Linked DNA regions of Homo sapiens: region 2 is linked to region 1. Evidence: read pairs that join two places in POLR2A ChIA-PET (ENCODE). Cell type or tissue: GM12878. All regions are shown on one strand.

Region 1 (2,500 bases):
GGAGTTCTCTTAATCTTTGTTTTCTTATTTATTCACCATCTCTTAGCTCGCTTTTTAATAGTTTATGTGTGCCCACTCATGCTGCATATTGGCAGCTCTGGTTAAGGAAATGATTCTATATCAGACCATATATATCCACATATTTATTTATTCATGTTAATTCAGCAACACTTATTAAAAACTTATATGTTAGGACTTATTTAAAGTGCTGGAAGAAAAAAAATACACACATATAAGAAATATTCCCGACTGGGTGCAGTGGCTTATGCCTGTAATCCCAGCACTCTGGGAGGCCAAGGCGGGTGAATCCCTTGAGTCCAGGAGTTAGAGACCAGCTTGGCTGGGGTAACATGGTGAAACTCAGTCTCTACAAAAAAGATATAAAAATTAGCTGGGTGTGGTGGTACATGCCTGTAGTCCCAGCTACTTGGGAGCCTGATGTGGGATGATTGCTTGAGCCTGGAGGTCGAGGTTGCAGTGAACTGAGATTGCACCACTGCACTCCAGCTTGGGTGACAGAGCGAGAAGCTGGCTCAAAAAAAAAAAAAAAAAAAAAAGAAAGAAAAAAAAAGAAAAATATTCCCTGTCCTCAAAAAGCTTATGACTTTTGTAGCCCTTTAATATTGAATACATATACCAAATTGTTTACCTCTAATTGCTGACCGCCTGTAAAAGTCAAGGTTTTGGGCTGAATATCTCAGTTCAGCTCTGAGTTGTAGGATGTATGAAGGAGTTAACTTTGTTCAGACACCATGGGAAATAAAACCTCTTGCATATAAATTGCCCAGTTCTTACTCTTCTCCTTTCATTGTGTTCACACCAGTCTAGCTGAGAACTTCCTTAAGAAATCCCCATTGCAACACAAAGATAGGAAGCAACCAGCTTGTAGACTACCTATGACAGGCAATCTCTCTCCAAGTTGGGACTCTGACATTCGAGTGTTGGGAGTGGGGTTGCTTTAGGGTCTCTGATTGGTATCTCTTACTAGGAGTTTATTTAAAACCCTTAGAGCTCTATCCTATAAAACATTGCACTTCCGTTTTCAAAGTACTTATTCTAGTCTTGAAACAACCAACCCCATGACAGGGACAGGGCAGTTCTCATGCTTATTTTACCATAGAGAAATTGAAGGCTGGATGAAGAAAATGATTACCCATTGTCTGAAACTCCTAAGTTGTTAGGTCTAAAATTTTCAGCACAGAAATTACTCTGTGATAATGTTTTGCTTCTCATCATTTGTTGTCTGCATTTCATGCTGTCACTCCATGTCATATGATGTCATGTCAATTCATTTCTTTTTCTTTGGTTTATTCACAAATATTTACAGAACACCATTTTAGGCAAGGCAGTGTTTTAATGGTGGAGAGGTGGACATGGCCTGTTCCTTGAGCTCAAGGAACTTATAATCTATGGTTTATGTTTTCACGGATGGTCCCAATTCTAACTTCCATTTAGCAAACACACTACTTTTGATGGCGCTGTTGGGGTTATTCACAGTTGTGATGGAATTCAGAGTCCAGGGGCAAATAGTAATGGTGAGTGTCCAGTGGCAGTGGGGCCAGAAATGGTGACAGCAAATGTCTAGAAGTGATGATGCCAGCAAGGCATCATACATAACACGCCTTGCTTGTGTTTTCTGAGCCTAGGGCTTTTAGCTTTCTGTCAATTCTCTAACGTACTGATGGGCTTTCCAAAAGTTTATTTTTCTTTCTCTCTCTCTCTTCTTTTTTTCTCTTTTTTTTTTTTTTTTTTTTTTTGAGATGGAGTTTCACTCTGGTTGCCCGGACTGGAGTGCAATGGCGTGATCTTGGCTCACTGCAACCTCTGCCTCCTGGATTCAAGCAATTCTCTTGCCTCAGTCTCCGGAGTAGCTGGGATTACAGGCACCTGCCACTATGCTTGGCTAATTTTTTGTGTTTTTAGTAGAGACGGAGTTTCACCATGTTGGCCAGGCTGGTCTTGAACTCCTGACTTCAGGTGACCCACCCACATCAGCCTCCCAAAGTGCTGGGATTACAGCTGTGAGCCACCACACCCGGCCTTTACTTTTCAAGTTAGACAGCATTAGTTTCCATTGAGTGTTTTTCCTGGCATATATTCTCAACAAATTATATATATGTATATATAGACAAAATATATGTCAAGAAATTAAATTCCAAAGGAAGATTCTAATACACACATTTAAAGTTCAGGTGTTCATGGTCACTCACACAGAGAATGCCACCATGAGTTACCATTTCATGCTGCTGACCTTGGTCCTCCACGCTGTCCTCCTGGCCCTCTGCCCTCATCTAATCTCAGCATTAGCCATCCTGCACTCAGTGTGGACTTAGTTTTCAGAGTCAAGGTAGGGAAAGAAATGTCACTGAAGGCAGTGACTGATAGCACATGAGCTTATGTCCCTCTTCTTGATAGCAAACACTGCCAATCTAGTTCTAAATTTTAGACTCTGGTCAAGTATGCATTATATCTGTTACCAGATAGGCCCAGCTAGAACATA
Region 2 (2,500 bases), 130 kb before region 1:
GGACTCCTTACTGTGGCCAAAAAAGCACTACATGTCCTGGCCTCTTTAAATATCATCCACTTCATTTCATACCACATTGCTCCTCTCCACACCTCTAATTGTACCTCAAACACTCCCAGCTTATTCCTACCTCAGGGCCTTTGCATTTGCTATTTTCTTCAATGTAGTCTTTCTTCCCTTGAATTACTGATGTCATTTTGGTCTTAGTTTCAATGTCACATCCTCAGAGAAGTCTTTTCTAAACTACCTAAGGTATTCCTTACCCTGCCTGAGTTTTCTCATGGTACTTACCATTATCTGAAGTTATCTGCTTTATTTATTTAATTTTTTATTTTCTAAATCTCCAGTAGAATACAAGTTTCATGAGACCTGGGCCTTGTCCACTTTTTCCACAACTATATTTCCAGGGCCTAGAATGGTACTGACACATGATTCATTCAACATTTCTTGAGTAAATGAGTGAACTATATCGAATAGGAAACACGTTAACTTTTCACAGATATTTAGAAATTGAGTTTGCTTTCGTCATTACCTATTTCATTCGTGAAATGTAATATACACATTTATCTTCTTCCTGGTCACAGTTTGCAAAAGAAATTCAAAGTTACAATTTGGTAAATCATTTTTAAAAAGTGTTCATCTAGCTTGGTTATAGTTTTGTAAATCTTTCATTAATTCTTCTAAACTTGTACTCTGTCCAGGTAGGGTTAGTATTACTTTATGTTTTCTGGCCCCACATAATTTCCATAATAATTATTTCTTGCCACAAAAATTCTGCATAACCAACCACCCCAAAACTCAGTGCCTTAAAACAGTAATCACTTACTTTTGCTCAAGTTTCTGTGAGTTGGTTACAATCAGCTAGTGCAGGCTGGGTGCTGCTGGGGGCCCTAGCCTACATGCCTCCCTGCTTCCTTGGGCCAGTAGGCTAGTGGGGGTAGGTTATCTCATGATGATGGCAGAACACTGAAGAGTAACTGGAAATACCCAGGGCCTCTGAAGCCTAGGTTTGGAGCTGGCGTGCTGTTTCTTCTGACTCATTCTGTTGGCCAAAGCAAGTCACACTACTGAATATAAAGTCAAAGGGCAGGAACTGCAAAGTCACATGGAACATAGCACTGACATAGAGAAGGTAAAAAGTCAGGGGGCAATAATGCAATCAAACCTACCACAATTACAAGGGGTGGCTTTTCAATGCAGCATTTGACAATACAGTCTTTACAGTGTACCCTTCCTCACAGGTAGCAGTGTTCATATTCCTGAACACTCTGGTGAAACTACAGTGAAAAGAAGGAACTGTGACATATACTTGTAGGGTATGCATTAGAATGTTCACAAGAACCATGGACAAAAGCCAGCTTATTCAGTATGGATGGCATCTAAAACTTGCCATCTCAACTTTCCTTTATGGCTGGTTAGCATCTTCCCATAGATACTCATATGTGAGGAAAAGGGACTTAGACGTGTCCTGGGTGAGATCAAAACTAAGTCACCTATGGAAGGATTCCAGGAACTAAAGGGTTTACCATGAAGAAAACTTGGGGAAGAGATTAAAATTGTCTTCAAATATCTGAAGTGTTCTTTGTGGGAGTTGGTTTAGACTTGTTCTATGGGGCCACAAAAGGCAGCACCAGAGTAGATGGATAGAAATTATAGGAAATAGGATTGGGCACAACATGTGGCAGAAAATTCTAGCCATCAGCACTGTCTAATGATGGAAGCATTGCCATCACAGAGATATTAAAAAAGAGCCTGAAGAGCAACACTTAATAAGCATTATTGTAATTAGCATAGCAGCTATCATTTATTGAAGCCCTACTAAATACCAGGAGCTGTGCTAAACACTTTAACCATGTTCTAACTCTCAACAACAAGCATTGTTCACAACTCACAGCTGAGGAAATCAAAGCATAGAGAGATTAGGTAATTTGTTCTAGGTCAAAGGGACAATGGGTGGAGGAGCTGGGACCTGGCCCAAGGTCTGTCTGATTCCAGAGCCCCTTCTCTTTCCACTATACCTGGCTGCATGCTGAATCACCATTCGTCAGGATAAGGAATTCAAGAATAAAGTGGGAGCTGAGCTTTACGAACTCTTCCAGTCCTTATGGCTACAAGTCTAAGAAATCTCACTAAGGTCACAGCCACTGCACATTTCGTGAAATAGCTTTTGTACTCTGGTGATTTCTGAAAAACTCTTGTGAACTTTGGTTGATGGATACTAATCTTAAAAATTGCCTTTAAGAACTCAGGGTTCTGTGCTTAAGATTCACAATCATATTCACACTTCACCTTTACCTTGCACTGCTTTTCCACAGTTTCAGTGACGTTCCCAAAGTACGGCTTGTTAATCCTCACATGGTCTCTGTGGGAGTGAGTGCTGGCAAATGGTAAGGCTGGCAGAGGATGACTCACTCAGCCAAGGGAGGCAGAGATGTGGTTAGGGAAAGAGCAGACAGAAACACTCTCTCTCTACACCCAGTCCAGAACTCCGAGGTAACTC

The links. ChIA-PET counts read pairs that join two places held together with the same protein. Peaks named below come from ENCODE experiments on the same cell type or tissue, not always from the same donor. Only the 100,000 strongest peaks of a DNase experiment are listed, where the experiment ranks them.
Region 2: POLR2A ChIA-PET joins it to region 1 with 16 read pairs; 6 of 35 experiments call an interaction of 5 or more read pairs at or near these places.

What each region holds. Positions count from the first base shown.
Region 1 is chr15:38,661,772-38,664,271 of GRCh38, forward strand. No RefSeq gene overlaps it. Among named protein-coding and RNA genes, the nearest start is that of LINC02694, 34 kb to the right of the region's middle. In GM12878, no CTCF peak of the experiment used is centred here; no DNase peak of the experiment used is centred here; H3K27ac peaks cover 212 bases.
Region 2 is chr15:38,529,289-38,531,788 of GRCh38, forward strand. All of the region lies in intron 2 of RASGRP1 (RAS guanyl releasing protein 1), which reads right to left. Among named protein-coding and RNA genes, the nearest start is that of RASGRP1, 34 kb to the right of the region's middle. RefSeq lists an enhancer at 1,065-1,124. In GM12878, no CTCF peak of the experiment used is centred here; a DNase peak (open chromatin) is centred at 1,023; H3K27ac peaks cover 266 bases.